Linked DNA regions of Homo sapiens: region 2 is linked to region 1. A link is a loop called in an ENCODE intact Hi-C map of the cell type or tissue named here. Cell type or tissue: CD4-positive, alpha-beta T cell. All regions are shown on one strand. Each heading gives the region's core, and the rest is flanking DNA. Links, peaks and the distances in the headings are about the cores only.

Evidence for each region. Peaks named below come from ENCODE experiments on the same cell type or tissue, not always from the same donor. Only the 100,000 strongest peaks of a DNase experiment are listed, where the experiment ranks them.
Region 2: it touches region 1 in a loop (2.0-fold over the local background); 3 of 110 quality-filtered maps call a loop at or near these places.

Annotation. Positions count from the first base shown.
Region 1 is chr6:30,254,926-30,263,254 of GRCh38, reverse strand. The region is part of intron 1 of HCG17 (HLA complex group 17); the gene reads left to right. It also overlaps the pseudogene HLA-L. Among named protein-coding and RNA genes, the nearest start is that of TRIM26, 46 kb to the right of the region's middle. In CD4-positive, alpha-beta T cell, for the core only: a CTCF peak has its summit at 3,271; DNase peaks (open chromatin) are centred at 2,914, 3,344 and 3,784; H3K4me3 peaks cover 2,285 bases; H3K27ac peaks cover 964 bases.
Region 2 is chr6:30,340,898-30,349,226 of GRCh38, reverse strand. TRIM39 (tripartite motif containing 39) reads right to left here. Exons shown (of 8, transcript NM_001369521.2): 8 at 5,498-7,515. The coding sequence ends at 6,968. It overlaps TRIM39-RPP21 (TRIM39-RPP21 readthrough), which reads right to left. Exons shown (of 10, transcript NM_001199119.1): 6 at 7,331-7,515; 7 at 3,829-3,929; 8 at 3,654-3,736; 9 at 2,670-2,795; 10 at 2,369-2,514. The coding sequence ends at 2,417. RPP21 (ribonuclease P subunit p21) reads right to left here and starts at 4,071. Exons shown (of 5, transcript NM_024839.4): 1 at 3,999-4,071; 2 at 3,829-3,929; 3 at 3,654-3,736; 4 at 2,670-2,795; 5 at 2,370-2,514. The coding sequence starts at 4,055. The coding sequence ends at 2,417. RefSeq lists an enhancer at 7,721-8,329. In CD4-positive, alpha-beta T cell, for the core only: no CTCF peak of the experiment used is centred there; a DNase peak (open chromatin) is centred at 4,056; H3K4me3 peaks cover 1,290 bases; H3K27ac peaks cover 446 bases.

The sequences.
Region 1 (8,329 bases), core at 6-8,005:
AAATAATGATACAAAATATTAGGGCCAGACCATAGACTGACCCAGCCCATGAAGCCCTTGCTGTCCACGGTCCTAGAGACAGGACAAGGCCCAGGCAATGTTTGTGTGCCTGTGATCACAGGTCCTGGTGAAACAAGGTTCTACTGAAGGGACACAAACAATGGAGCAGTGAAGATGACCAACCCAATGAATGACCACGTCAAATTCCATGATGAACTGAGCATAGGCTGTCCACACTCAGCTCCTCACAGCCCTCTCTCTCCTGTCTCCACCTACAACAGGCCCAGCACAGCAAAAATGGATTCTGGAAGGCTCTCAGGTTTTACTTCCTCTCTCAAGTTTTAAGAGTCTTGCTCTCCTTTCATTGAACAATCAACCCAACCTCATGGCAAGAATTTGAAAAATTCATATCCAGGTTCTTATTTTGAATAGTGGAGTAAGTGGCAGCTCAGTGAAACTTAAAAGTTAAGACATGAATAGAAATGTCCCAGCCTCACCTCTGTTGAAAAAAAACTTGACCGGGGAAGAGAGGACAGGTTAGTGTGGGGTGGTGGTCCTGGTGGCAGTGGTGGACCAGTAGCCCATTTCCTCACATTATGCTAACTGGAACACAGACACATAGATATATTCACGTGTCAAGTGCAGATATAGAAGTCAGGAGCTCTTGAAATTACAATGGTGTGTGTCAGAGGAAGGACCTGAAGAAATTTTGTATCTCTCAGTCCCACTCAAGGCAGTTGTCTCAAGCTACAGGAGAAAATAATCATAAACAAATCCAGGGCAGTCACTGTACCTGGTGACACTCTGAACAGCCTACCACATGGTCAAGATGTCTAAATCCAGAGAACCCCTCAACAGAATCATGTCCCCTCTGCCTCACCCCCACCCACTTCAGGCCCCCCCATGTCTCACCTTTACAAGTATCATGAGATGCATCAGAGTACTGAGCACAATTGCTGCCTGGGGTAGAACAAAAATAGGAACTGGTCAGAGCCCACAGGAGATGTGGCTAAAGGAGGAATCTTGTCTACACTGTCCCAACGATCTCAGGGAGCAGCCCTCTAATCCCCCATACTAACAGGCAGCCCGAGCATAGCTCCTCCTTGTTCTATCTGTGAGAAAAAAACAACCTGTGAGAGGTCAGGGAGGACATGGGGCATGAAGTCCTTAAGGAAACAGCAAATCCTGGACCCCAGGAAAATTTCCAGAACTGTGACTGCAGACCCAGGGCAGGATCAGGAAACATGAGGAAAGCAGGTGTGGTGACTGGACCAACTGCCCTCCTGAGGTCTGTCCTCAGTAGGGATCTTCCCTTGTGACCTGTGACTGCTGGGAGGTCCCCATCACCACAATCATCAAGGTGATAAATTTGTCCTTCGTTTTCACATGTGCTTCACAAAAGAGCAAGTGTTGGCACACAGGGCCCCAGGCTAGGTCGGCCTGTGTGTCGACGGTGCTTCCCAGTGATGAAGCAAGTCACAATTCTACCTGTGGCTTGAAACCCACAGTGGAACAAGAAAACCCAGACCCCACCTCTCACCCCTTCCCTACCTGAGCTTTTCTTCCTCCACATCGCAGCAGCAACCACAGCTCCAGTGACCACAGCTCCAAGGAGAAACAGGCCAGCAACGATGCCCACGATGGGGATGGTGGGCTGAGAAGACGGCTCTGGGAAAGGAGAGGGAGGTGAGGGGTTCTGACCCCCAGGCCTCAGCCCTGCCCTGCTGAAGGTCTCCTGCTTTCCCTGAGAGGAGACAACTTACACCCCTCCTTACCCCATCTCAGGGTGAGGGGCTCTGGCAGCCCCTCATGCTGCACATGGCACATGTATCTCTGCTCCTCTCCGGAAGGCACCACTACAGCCACCCACTTCTGGAAGGTTCCGTCCCCTGCAGGCCTGGTCTCCACAAGCTCCGTGTCCTGGGTCTGGTCCTCCCCATCCTGCTGCCAGGTCAGTGTGATCTCCGCAGGGTAGAGGCCCAGGGCCCAGCACCTCAGGGTGGCCTCATGGTCAGAGATGGGGTGCTGGGTCACATGTGCCTTTGGGGGATCTGAGGGGAAGAGTCAGAAAATTCAGGCACTTTGCATTCCTCATAGGACACTCCAGCAGCATACATGTGACCATCCTGAGAATGGACAGGACACCTGGGATGGGGAAGGGAGCACAGAACCCAGACACCAGCCTGGACACAGGAATCTGGGATAATCTCCTATTCCTTGGAAAGTTCGAGTCTCTGATGGGGGAGCAGGGACTTCTGGTCCTGACCTGAGTGGAGGCCAAGGCACTCAGAAGAGCTGGAATCGGAGCCACGGACACACTGAGTGTGAGGGAGAGAACAAGGCCTGAGAGGAAAATTCCTGGTGCCCCAGGCTGCTGCAGGGGTCAAAGGGGACCACGGATCAGTATTCCAGGGACTGTCTTCTCCTCCATTTCCTCAGGGACTTCATCCCTTAATTGTCCCAGAGAGCAGGGTGGGCTCTCAGAGTTACTCTCTGGTACAGGATCTGGAAACCCAGGATTCTTCCCATTCAGGACCAGTGGGAGGGCGATATTCTAGCATTGGTCCCATTTTCCTACTCTCCTGGTGGGAGGCCAGCCCGGGAAATCTACAGGAAATGAGGGAGGCGCCCCCGTGGCCCCTGGTACCCGCGTGCTGCAGCGTCTCCTTCCCGTTCTCCAGGTGTCTGCGGAGCCACTCCATGCACTTGCCCTCAGGTAGGCCCTGACCTGCTCTGAGTATTTGTCCGCTTCCCACTTGTGCTGGGAGATCTGAGCCGCTGTGTTCGCGGCGGTCCAGGAGTGCAGGTCCTCGTTCAGGGCGATGTAATCCTTGCCATCGTAGGCGAACTGTTCATACCTGCGGAGGAGGCGCCTGTCGGGCCCACGTCGCAGCCATGCTTCCTCTGGATGGTGTGAGAACCATGGCCTCGCCCCCGCCGTCAGCCCCGAACACCGAGCCCCGCTCCCGCCCCGACCAACCCGCGGGGATTTTGGCCTAAACTGAAATTAAACCGGGTAAAGGCGCCCGAGTTTCTTCCCTGGTCGAGGGTCTGGGCAGGTCCCGCAGCCTCGGGGTGGATCTCAGACCGGAGACTCAGACCCGGGACCTGGGCTGTCCGTGGGGGATGGGGAGGGATCGTGACCTGCGCCCCGGGCCAGGGTCACTCACCGGCCTCGCTCTGGTTGTAATAGCGGAGCAGGGTCCGCAGGTTCACTCGGTAAATCTGCGCGTGGCCCTTGGCGTTCCGTGTCTCCTGGTCCCAATACTCCAGCCCCTCCTGCTCCACCCACGGCGCCCGCCGCTCCATCCTCGGACTCACGGAGTCGCTGTCGAACCGCACGAACTCTGTGTCGTCCACGTAGCCCACGGCGATGAACCGGGGCTCCCCGCGGCCGGGCTGGGACACTGCGGTGCTGAAATACCTCAAGGAGTGGGAGCCTGGAGGCGAGGAGAGGCTGAGACCCGCCCGACCCTCCTCCCGGCGCGGCTCCCCGGGCCGGGCGGGCCACTCGCTTCTCCCCGCAGAGGCCCTTTCCCTCCCGACCCCGCACTCACCGGCCCAGGTCTCGGTCAGGGCCAGGGCCCCCAAGAGCAGCAGGAGGAGGGTTCGGGGAGCCATGACCCCCATCCTTGGCGTTTGGGGAGAATCTGAGTGCGGGTGGTTGCGCCGGGACTGTAGTGCCGGGATCGTAGTGCCGGGATCGCGGCGAAGCTGATTGGCTTCTCTAAAAACCCGGCACCCAATGGGAGTGAGAAGTGGGATTATGTCACAAGTATCCAGGAAGAAGGTTGGGAGAACCAAAACTCAGGGGAGTGGGCAATCCCCAACCCTGTGACTCCCCAGTGCAGTCATCGCTCTTGGGGCCTGAGACCCAGAGAGCCACGCCTGGGGCCTGGGACTTTGTCCTGACCTCTCTTTTCCTACGCCAGCCTCTTTGTCACACTGACTGCCTGAGTCCTGGTCAAGGATCTGTCTGTGGAAACTAGGGAGAGAACCCCCAGGCTGGGCCCAGCCCCTTCCCATTCACGCTCATCCTGGAATCCTCGTCCCTGAACTGGACTTCCGACTCCTTACCTCTCCCCTTGGACTATCCTAGAAGAAAACTCACCCCAGGGAACTTTGATGCCAGAGAGTGAGCTCGCCTTGGGAATGGCGGTGTAGAGAAAGGGGTTTTCTCTTTAAACCTGGTGAAGTTGTGGCTGAAGGCACAAGATAGAGATTCTCATAGTGACCAGGTTTTTTTGTTTGTTTGTTTATTAATACAGTGGTTAGCACAATCTAACCCCTGAATGATCAGGATTCTAATCTGTAAAAGACCTGATTTTGCCTGCTTCATATATAAGTGTATCCAAACAGCATTGCAATTCGAGTCACAAAGCTTCTAAGTTTACTTTCCCAGACTGTGGATCCATGACTCTGGGTTGTTGCATTTAAAATTATCTTCATTCCATAGCCCGAGTTTCCCTGTGTGAGTCCAGGACATCTCAATACAAAGAAGCAGGATTTGTTACTGTATATTGTAACAAGGAGCCTCAAAATTGCACTGAAGTCAAAATGCCTATCATCAATGCTTAAGCACTGCTTGTTTTTATGAATTATGCACATCTAAGCAGTGTGCACATTTTATTTGCATACTTGGTATTTTTTTACTCTTATGTTTTTAATCATGAGGAGGCCATTAGTTTTTGGCAGTCCCACAAAATGTATTAAATACCGAATGCATGTCAAGAACCCCCTGCTAGGCTCCTCCACTGCTTTAGAGTCCTTTCCCTTGCTCCTTTTCCTCACTTCCTGTCTCTCCAGCCCTTCTCTCTGCCCCTCTCATCCCTCACACCCTCCCCTCCCCTTAGTCCCTGCCACCCTCTCACCCCTGAATTGTGGCACTAACACTGTCCCTCACTTCCTGCCCATGTCTGTTCTCCCCACAGTGCTCAGCAGTTCTGCTAATGTGACTCAGGTCGTGTCATTTCTTCACTTACAATGGTTGGGTTTTGGTCTACCATTTTGCTGTATGTTTTCAATTTGTCTCGTATCTTTTTGTTTCTATTCCTCCTTTCCTACTTTCTTATGTGTTAAGTAAACATTTTTTAGTTTATGGTTTTAATTCTAGTGGCTTTTAGGTATATTTCTTTACACTAATTTTTTATTGTTGTAAGAATTGAAACCCGATTCCTTGACTTTTCATGGTGAAGTTCAGGTAATATTAAGCTGCATCCAGCAAAATAAAGGACACTTGTAAGAGTGTAGTTTCATGTAACCTACCATTGTGCTATTCTTGTTGTATATATTACATCAATATACTTTATAAACTCAATAATACAGTAATACTTTTTGTTTTAAGCATTCATATTGTCATTAAGAAAATGAGTGTGTATGTGATCTGTGTATGTGCATAATTTCTGTTGTTAATTATCCCTTTCTATATATCTAGGTCACCATCTAGTATCATTTCCCTTCAGCCTGAAGAACTTCCTTCAAAATTATACGTAGTACAAGATCCCTAGGAAATGAATTTTCTGATTTGGATTATGTAAAAGTGTCTTCATTTTTGCCTTCTTCCCCCACCTTTTTTTTTCCTAATTGGGGCGTTTGTGTATAATAAAACTCACCAGTTTTAGCTACAATGTTTTATGAATATTGGTAATTATTTATAGTCATGTAACTACCACATTGCCCAGATAGAGGACAGTTTCTTTTCCCTAAAAACTTTCCTTATGCCCCTTTTCTATTTAATCCTTGCCTCCCACCCTCACCCCCTTCTCTTCACTCAACCACTGCTGTGCTTTCTGTTACTGTAATAATGAAATTTCTAGAATTTCATGGACATGCAATCATATGTTATGTAGTCCTTTGGTCTCTCACTTGTCATAACAATATTTGAGATTTTTCCATGTAGTTAAGAGTAATAATATTTCATTCATTTTTGTCACTGAGTAGCTGCTGAGTATTGTTGGAATTCCAGTTTATTCGTTGGTTTCTCTATTCTCCAGCTGATAAACGTGGGTTATTTCCGGTTAGGGTCTGTAATTAATGAAACCACTATAAATAACTGACTACAAGTCTTTGCATGGCCTTAAATTTTCATTTCCTTTGGATAAATAAATATTTGTGGAATTGTTGGGTGATATGGTAAATGGATGGGTAGCTGTTTAAGAAATTGCCATATTATTTTACAAACTGACTGCAACTTTTTTTTGCGTTCCTACCAACAATATAAGAGATTTTTATTTTTTCCATATTCATACCAGTATTTAGAATTATCATATGTCTTTTGAACTTTACTTATTCTAGGTGATGTGTGATGGTTTCTCATTGTGGTTTTAACTTGCACTTCTTTGATGACTAGTATTGTTGCTATCTTGTCATGTTTGTCTAAGAGACTTATTACATATCTTTTGTGAACAATTTTGCAAATTTAATTATTACTTCCAGAGACTTTTTCAGAATTCCTTATTGTTTTCTACATATGTAATTAAGCTGAGAAAGAAAGATTTTATTTCTTCCTTTCCTATCATTGTTTTTTTTCTTTTAAAAATTATTTATATTTAGTAAAGACAGGGGTCTAACTATGTTGCTCAAGCTAGTCTCAAACTCTTGAACTAAAGTGATCCTCCCACCTTGGCCTCCCAAAGTGCTGAGATTACAGGCATGAGGCACCACACTTGGCCCTTTTATTGGTCTTTTATTTCATTTTCTTGCCATATTGCACTAGTTAGGATGCTCGTAAGGTGTTTTAAACAAAAATGAGGAGAGCCACATCTTTGCTTTGTTGCTAATCTTAGGAAGTAAGCATCTGGCCTTTCATAATTGAATATGAGGGTAGCTGTAAACTTTTCGTGGGTGTCCTTAACCACATTGAAGATATTCCTTTCGATTTTGTTTGCTGAGCTATTTTGTCATGAAATGGTCTTGATTTTGCAAGTGCTTTTTCTGCATTGACTATAATAATTGTGCAACATTTGTTCTTTGTTCTATTAATTGGGTGAATTGTATTGTTTAATTTTCAGATGTTAAACCAACCTTACTTTCCCTTTAAAAAAACCAATATGGCATGGCATATTATTCATTTTATGTATATCTTAATTGGATAACGTTTTGTATTGAATTGTGAGTCTGTGTTCAAGAGGAATATTTGTTCTTGATTCTTTTTCTTGTGATGTTCTTGTCTGGGATTTTTATTTGGGTAATGCTGGTGATATGGTTTGGCTCTATGTCCCCACCCAAATATTATCTTGAATTGTACTCCCATAATTCCCATGTGTTGTGGGAGGGACCCAGGGGACCCAGTGGGAGATAATTTGAATCATGGGGTTGGTTTCCCCCATACTGTTCTCGTGGTAGTGAATAAGTCTCATGAGATCTGATGGTTTTATCAGGGGTTTCTGCTTTTGCATCTTCCTCATTTTCTCTTGTTACCGCCATGTAAGAAGTGCCTTTCACCTCCCGCCATGATTCTGAGGCCTCCCCAACCATGTGGAATTCTAAGTCCAGTTAAACCTCTTTTTCATCTCAGTCTTGGGTATTTCTTTATGAGCAGCATGAAAACGCACTAATACAGTAAATTAGTACCAGTAGAGTGGGTGCTACTGAAAAGACACCCGAAAATGTGGAATTGACTTTGGAACTGGGTATTAGGCAGAGGTTGGAACAGTTTGGAGGGCTCAGAACAAGACAGAAAAATGTGGGAAAGTTTGGAACCTCCTAAAGACTTGTTGAATGCCTTTGACAAAAATGCTGATGGTGATATGAACAATAAGGTCCAGGCTGAGGTGGTCTCAGATGGAGATGAGGAACTTGTTGGGAACTGGAGCAAAGGTGACTCTTGTTACGTTTTAGCAAAGAGACTGGTGGCATTTTGCCCCTGCCCTAGAGATCTGTGGCACTCTGAACTTGAGAGAGATGATTTAGGGTATCTGGCAGATAAAATTTCTAAGCAGCAAAGCATTTAAAATGTGACTTGGGTGCTGTTAAAAGCATTCCATTTTAAAAGGGAAACAGAGGATAAAAGTTCAGAAAATTTACAGCCTGACGATGCAATAGAAAGAAAAACCAATTTTTTTGAGGAGAAACTCAAGCTGGCTGCAGAAATTTGCGTAAGTAACAAAGAGCCAAATGTTGATCCCCCAAGACAATGGGGAAAATGTCTCCAGGGCATGCCATAGGTCTTCATGGCAGCCCCTCCCATCACAGACCCAGAAGCACAGGAGGAAAAAATGGTCTCCTGGTCCAGGCCCAGGGTTCCCATGCTGTGTGCAGCTTAGGGACTTGGTGCCCTGGGTCCCAACTGCTCCCACGGCTGCTAAAAGGGGCCAAGCTTGGTACAGCT
Region 2 (8,329 bases), core at 153-8,152, 86 kb before region 1:
TATTGATAGAAACCCACAACAAATAAAGAAACCACAAAGACTCACAAGTGAACCAGATTCCAGATACTGTTTTGTCTGCCGCTCATCCTGACTGGGACCTGATTCCCATGATCTCCCACATGAGAGGAATCACTTAGTGACTGAGCCATGAAATCGAAACTCAGTTTCCCCACTGCTATCCCACTGTAGACATGTTCAGTCACATGCAATCATAACACACTCAAGACAAACTTAGCCAAAGATCAGATTAAGTGTGCAAGAGTCGAGCTCAGTCATCCCAAATTAAACTTACTGGAGGAGCCATGGAAGGTGAGCTGAGGATGCAAAGGACCCAGGTATGCACGAGGTGTTACTTTCAGGCTACACATTTTTGTTGGACTGAAAGTTGACCCAGGTAGGCACTATTTCCAGAAATAAAATGTCAAAGGATGACTCAGAAACATTTACTTACATGTACACTGTTTAGTATTTTCTACGCAAATAATTTACTGACATGTGAAGGAGGCAGTGGAGAGACCAAGTCAGGGACAAAGGCAAAACAAGAATGTGGTAGATGAGTGATCCCCAACCTTTTTGGCACTAGGGACAGGTTAACCAGGGACTGGTTTTGTGAAAGGCAATTTTTCCATGGAGCAGGAAGGGTATGGTTCTGGGATGAAACTATTTCACCCCAGATCATCAGCAATTAGATTATGATAAGGAGCATGCAACCCAGATCCCTTGCATGCGCAGTTCACAGTAGGGTTCATGCTCCTATGTGAATCTAATGCTGCCACTGATTACTCAGGCAGTAATGCTGGCCCATCCCTCCCTTCCACCACTGCTCACCTCCTACTAGGCAGCCTGGTTCCTAACAGGACACAGCCCAGTACCAGTCCACAGGGCCTGGGGGTTGGGGACCCCTGTGGTAGATTGTTACACTGGTGATCCCCAGGGAACTAATGAACCTCCCAGCGTTCAAACTCCAGTGTAGCCCCTTCCACATTGAATCTGGCATTGGCACTGTGCCTTGCTTTGGCCAAGGGAACATTAGCAAGTGTGACCCCAACAGAGGCTCGATAAACACTTTTTTTTTTTGAGACAGTCTCACTCTGTCACACAGGCTGGAATGCAGTGGCGCGATCTTGGCCCACTGCAACTCTGCCTCCTGGGTTCAGGTGATTCTCCTGCCTCAGCCTCCCGAGTAGCTGGAATTACAGGTGCCTGCTACCACGCCCTGCTAATTTTTTTGTATTTTAAGTACAGACAGGGTTCCACCATGTTGTCCGGGCTGGTCTCAAACTCCTGAACTCAAGTGATCCACCTGCCTCGGCCTCACAAAGTGCTGGGATCACAGGTGTGAGCCACAGCATCCAGCCAAACACTTACATATTGGGATGCTTTTGTAGAAGCCAGAGGGGATGTAAGAAATACAACTACCCTGAGTCAGCCATGCTGTGGGAACATCAAAGCTAGCGAGGGAGCAAGGCTACTTGGAGAAGCAATGAGGTGCTAAACACGTGAGTGAAATTTCTTGGGTCTTCCAGACCACCTACGAGATAGCAGCTAAATGCAGCTATTTAAGCTGATTTCATATGTAACAGGAGAACCACCCAGCCAAAGTCTTTCAGAATTCCTAGTTCACAGAACCAGAGGAAATAATAAATCATTATGTTTTAAGCTCCAACATGATGAAGTGATTTTTTTATACAGCTATCGATAAGCAAACACAGGGTTTATAAGAGAAATAAAAGAAAACTGCATTCTGGAAGTAGTAAATTTTGTTTGTATGCTTTTGGTATAACCTTATTAGCTGGCATTTAGCAAAAAGGTCAGTCTAAGAATTCTGTACTTCAGTAGGCTTTCTAGGGATATCGAAGAAAACATTTTAGTTGTTTATTCTTAAGAAAACTCTGAGAGTTTACCTATGGGACATAATTGCAAAATGTCTGTCGGTGTCCTTTGTTAGCATCTTTGACTTTGTTAGTTCAGGTTTGCGCCATTTCCTTTATCAGAATTTTATTAAAGACAACTTTGAGACTGGGAAAAGACCTGAGTCTTTTCTGACTATGAGTGGGCCTAGAGGATACAAACACTCTCCGCTGCCCCATATTTCTCCCCTTGTTTAAAAACAGCAGCAGTGGCATCATTCTCTCCAGCTCTTCAGTCAGCAATTATGGCTGCCCAAACATGGAATGCCCTAAGGTGGCTCAGGACATTGATAGGGAACTGGGGCCATGGCCTTGGAAATGCAAGCTGCTGAGTGAGGCCAAGTGGTCTATGGAAATCACGATCTCCCTGCATGGTGGGATTACAAAGGTGACCAAGAAACACAGACAGAAACAGAAGAAAATGGAATTAAGAGTTGAAATACCCACAGAACAGAATCATGGAATGTAAAACAAGTAAACTTTATTTGGGAGATGGGGTGAATCCATCACTGGTTACTGGAACCCTGAGTCTGCATTTTCTCCTCAGGAAGGCGGTCTGAAATGGAGTGGGCTGTGTTTGGCAAGGGTTGTAGTGGTTTGGAATCTGAGTAAATGAGCAGAATCAGAGAAACAGAATTAGTTTTCTGACTGTGGTACTTCTCACACCAACCCAGAACCTGTCCATGTGTCCTCTTCACTCTACGTTCTCCATTGTCCCTATCCTCTGGGGTGTCCTCCATTTTCTCCCTCACCTCTCACCTGCTTGGCTCCCGAGCTGGGCCTCAGGCCTGTCTCCCCAGAGTAAATGCCCGGGATCATTGAGGAAGCGTTGGCTGCGCTGGCATGTTAGGCAGGTCTGTACGGTCCAGCGCTGTCCCCTGCAGCCTAGGGTGAACATGGGAAAAAGACTGTCCACGTTTAGAAGTAACGGTCTCTTGCTGCCAGTTTTGCCTCCAGTGTTTTTCAGTAGGTATCCCCGCTCCCCCACCACACCCCCAATTTGAATGCACATTTGATGGTGTCAGGCCTCGGCATAAGCTCCATCGATTTCCTGGAACTCTTTAAGATAAAGTTCAAACTCCCTAACAAGACTTCAAGAACTGGCCTGTTTCCCCCTCCAGTCTCATGTTTTGCCCTCCTACCTCAAACTCCAGCCTCCTGAACTCTCATTTCTTTGACAGCACCACAAGCTCTCTTGTCTCAGAGTCTGCACACATGCCTAGAATTTCCATCTCTCACTCCCTTTGCTTATCATAAACTTCGCCACCACTGGCATGAGTAAGTGAGCATTCTACTCCCCCAGTTAATCTTTTTCTACACCATTTTGTTTCTTAGTCTGTCCCATCAGACCGTAATTTCAATGAGAATAATGAATCTAGCACAGTACCTGACACATTTTAGAAAATAAGTATTTGCTTAATAAATGAATGGTGATGGGAATCGTCCTCCACAAAGCCGAACAACATCTATTATTGTGCATGGGTGGGGTTGCCTCTTAAAAGTTATTATTTATTGCCCACACTGGAAGAAAAAAAAAAAAAACAGCCGAGCCCAAACCCTAGTTTGTGCAAGTGGCGTTAGGAACTTAATCCAAACCCGAAGAAGGAAGACTCCTGCGAATCCCACACCCAACATCCATCTACAGTGAGAAAGGCGCTGTTGGCCTCCAGTGCCCGCCCCCCACCCCGCCCCCCTCCGCGCCCCCAATGCTCCGCAGTCTTCCACCTCCGTTGGAGCACTCACGTCTCTGGCGCTGGGTGCAGGTGAGGCCCGGGACGAGGAGGGAAGAGCAGCCTCGACAGAGAGTCCTCTTCACCGAGGGATCCCTGGGGGCGGAGGAGGATAGTGGTCTGGCGCCCGCGCTCCCTCTCGCGTTCCTCCCGCGTCCCGCCCGCCGCCCGCCCCGTGGCTGTCTCACCGCCGCAAGACGAGCCGCTTCGCAATGGTCCTCTCAGTGTAGCAGTAAAACCTCGCCAGCGCCTGGTTCTCGGGGTCCTGGGCAAGGACACAATGGGCGGCCTGCGGGAGGGGAGCAGTCACTCTGGGACGCCGAGCACCGTCCCCGTGGGGCCCTTGTCGCAGACTCACCTGGTACAGGAAGTTGAGCCTCTGGAAGGCCTCGCGGTCCTTCACCGGCCCCGCCATCACCGCCGCGCTCCAGGGCCTCCCGCAGCCCCACCCCTCGCACAGCCCCGCCCGGGCGTCCGCGCGAGGCCTCCTGGGAAACGTAGTCCCCGCGCCCTCGGGAGCCTCCCGGAGGCCTCACAAACTCATCGGTTTCTAAACACAACCCCAGCAATCCATGCCCAGGGTCCCTTTATGAATTTTCAGTGCTTTTGTCTTCCTCAAGCTCATGACCAATTATATCACCTAGAGACCTAGTGGAGCAGGTGAGGATCTTAAATCGGCCATTTTCAGGACAGAAGGCTGGTCTCTTTATGTAGCTACGTTGGGGAGATGGTTATGTGCAATTTATACCCAGCTAGAGCTTCTGCCCTACTCTCCTGAGGTCCGAGGCAGATGCCTGTAAGATCTACAGACGGAAGGCACAGAGGTAATACATTAAAAAAAAGCACTGGTGCCAGTGGGGGTGAAAGTGGGAAGGATCATGAGGGTGCTGGAGGGAGGGAAAAGGACTCCCGGTCCTCAGAAAGCACAGTTTACTCCTACTATTCCACCTACCAAAGAAACACACTTCCTGTTATGCAGTGCTGGACACACAGTAGGTGATCCTCACTTTCTGAGTGAATGGTTTCTAACTCCTAGGCTTAGGTACAGCACAGAAATCTGTCAACAGCATCCCCTGCCCCTGAAACTTCACCCCACTCCCCACACTGACATTCACCTCACACCCCTCCCTCTGACCTCTTCTATCTTCCAGTTCTTCTGTCTGGTGTCCTGTGACTCATAGTGACTATCAGTTACTGAAGTCAGAAGCAGAGGGACATGAATTGGAGGGGTAGAAGATCAATGAACCCTGAGATGGGGAGGGCAGCATAAGTCAGGAGAGGATGACTTCTCTCCAATTTCAGACCCAGTGCCAGGCGGGGACAGACAAGCAGGGCTCCAGCTGGGAGGAAGGACATGGCTGAAACCTCCTCTGGAACTAGTTTCACAAGGGTTTTCGGACTCAAATGAGAGTGGTGTGTTTAAAATGTAGATGTAGGCTGGGCACGGTGGCTCACACCTGTAATCCTAGCACTTTGAGTGGCTGAGGCAGGTAGATTACTTGAGTTCAGGAGTTCGAGACCAGCCTGTCCAACATGGCAAAACCCTGTCTCCACTAAAATTAGCCGGGTGTGGTGGTGCATGGCTATAGTCCATAGTAATCCCAGCTACTCTGGAGGCTGAGGCAGGAGAATTGCTTGAACCTGGGAGGCGGAGGTTGCAGTGAGCTGAGATCACCACTGTACTCCAGCCTGGGCGACAGAACGAGACTCTGTCTCATAAATAAAATGTAGATGTCCGGCCCACCCCAGACCTTGACTAACCACTAAGGGTGAGACCCAGGAACATGCATGTCTAACACCCAGTGATTCTTACACATCAGTACAAGGCTGTCACCAAATTACCACACAACACAGAGATCACTTCAGTGGATCCTTTGTTCCATATTATTTTAACCAACCAAAGTATCTTGCCACAAAGAACCACAGTCAAGGCACAAAGGTAAGAGGAGGAGAGTCTGGACAAAGTCCTGTTGAGGTGGTAGGAGGAACTGAAATGCCCTCAGTAAACTGCAGATTCTTCTCTCAGTCATTTCTGTGAAGATTACCCGAATAGCAGATAATCCAAATTGGTTTAGTTTGGTTTGGCATGCATCACTTTTACCTTTTATGACAACATATGTACCCTATAAGTTGTTTATTTTGGCCTAACATGAAAATCATTTACATTCTCTGAAAAGGGAAATGGCAAAGGGTGAGGGATGGCAACAAACAAGCAAAAGCCTGGCTTAACACCAGTTCCAGGCCAGATGCACACAAGCCAAATGAAGTTGCCTATCTGGCCCTTCCCTATATACCACCCTCTTCCACCCTGTCCTTAGGGTGAGAAAGACTCCATAACCTTTTTTCCTTTCTGGCTTGGACACCTTGGCCAGGTAAGAAGGCTGACAATTTGGGAGTAGCTACTAAGTAACATTCTTTAAGGCCAGGGCTTTGTATACAAATACCCTTCTCTTTCCTCTAATACCTGACTCTCCTTTCCAAGTTCCCTTGGGAACACTGTGAAAGGATAGATGTGTCTTGCAGGATCTCTTCCACTTTGCCTCTGGAGAGGAGCAAGGTGACTGACTTATTGGTATAGAGGCAGGCAATAAGCCAACTCTGCTGAAGGCTGAGGCAGGGACCTGGGTTCTCCTCTGCTTTCTTTTCAGCCTCTCCTTCTCCCCACATTCCTACCTCTGGCCAATCTTACCCATAATCGCAACCTTACCCTTGGAATAGAAGACCAAAGAAACCTCCCTCCTCTTCATTAATCTCTAGGAATCTGTTCCTTTAGCCCACTTCCCTGACCCTTCTAGCCTTGTTGATGTCCAATCTCTGCCCTCAGAAAAACTCCTCAATATCTAGACCCATGAGAGCATCTGTCATTCATCTCTCATGAATTCAGAGGTACACAGACCCCTGTGATCTACCTCAAGAAGCAAGACTATCCTGGGTCAAAGAACCCCCTAAAAAGATGTGCAGGGGTTTCTGTTTCCTCCTCTGGTTTGAGCAAGTCAGACCCTCACAGATTTTTTGTTTCTGGAAAAGCCTCTCCTTCCTTCCTGACCCGTCCTTGTGCAACAGAAAACCTGATGGACTTCAGGGTAGACAATCCTCTGGGAACCAGCTCCCCACCCTGACAGTTAGGAGGAAGTCACAGCTGTGCTCTCTCATCCAGCCCAGTCCTACCTCCCCCTCCACACAAAACCATCCTAGAAACCAAGGTGTTTCTCCAAGATGATTCAGGACTGGACCCAGGTGGACACGAAGACGTTCCAGCAGGACACGGGAAGGAGGCCCGTAGCACTTGACCCTGCCTCACCCCAGTCATTCCCACATCCCAACCTGTCACTCCCAATCTGTTGGGGGCCTGATGGTAAGTGGTGCAGCATTCTTCCGTCCAGCCCGGATGCCTGGGTAGAAGAGGGGCCAAAGTTTCTCAGTAAAAGTATCAGTGAAGGTGTAGATATGAGAGCGGTCTGTGACATTGTAGAAAGACAGTGTGCCGGCCTCATAGTCTAGGAATATGCCTACCCGCTTGGGTTTCACCTTGATGTGCAAAGGGGTAAAAGGTGTGGTGGTGGCTGCATATTTGTCCCCATTCCATAGCCGCACCCGCCAGTAGCCAGTCTCAGGGAGTGGAGTCAACTCGCCCTTTCGGCTCACGGAGTCCCGGCATACACCCACTGCCCAGTGGGTCTTGTCGCCCACCTCCACCTCCCAGTAGTGTCGACCTGAGGTGAAACCCTCAGTAGCCAGGACGCAAGGGTAGAAGGTGAAACGCCTTGGTGTGTCAGGGAGATCCCGGAGTCTTGTCTCCACGAACTTGACGCTCTTACGATCCTCTGACAGGACTAGGTTAGGATGAGCTGTCTCAGGGTCCAGGGTCACATCCGCTGGCGGGAGAAGCCAGAGTGGGGAGCTAGATGAGGATGGGAATAGCTAAATGCCCCTGCCTCACTCTTCCAGCCTGCCTTTACAGAGCCTGGTCCCTTAAAGGTCCCCAGAACAACCTGGTTTGGTTAACTTTCTCAATCCATGGTGTCACCTAAGGAAGGGGAGAAAGCAATGGCTCACTTCTCACCCTGACCCTAAAGTAAACAGATAATAATCTCTTGAGTCTGCAGTGGCTGGTAATCTAGGTTCCCGCCTGGTCCTCTCTTCATCTCCCTCTGACATTATCATTTATCTCACTATGTAGAGAAGTACAAGGTGTAGTCTGAGGGGCAGAAAAAAACGGAAAGTGTTAAGAAGGATGCCGAGCAAGACAGCATATGGTCTAGGGATAGGGTGACCATGTGTGTTTTCCAGGAACTGGCCTGGTTTATGACTATTTTCCCTGCATATTCACATTAATATAATGACACTCCCTTTCAGTTTCTTTCTTTTTTTTTTTTTTTGAGATGGAATCTCACTCTGTCCCTCAGGCTGGAGTGCAGTGGTGTGATCTCAGCTCACTGCAACCTCCGCTTCCCAGGTTCAAGCAGTTCTCCTGCCTCAGCCTCCAGAGGAGCTGGGATTACAGGCGCCCAACACCACATCTGGCTAATTTTTATATTTTTAGTAGAGATGGGGTTTCACCGTGTTGGCCAGGCTGATGTCGAACTCCTGACCTCAAGTGATCCACCAGCCTTGGCCTCCCAAAGTGCTAGGATTACAGATGTGAGCCACCGCACCCGGCCTTTGAAGGTTATGCAAGTTTACATGGTA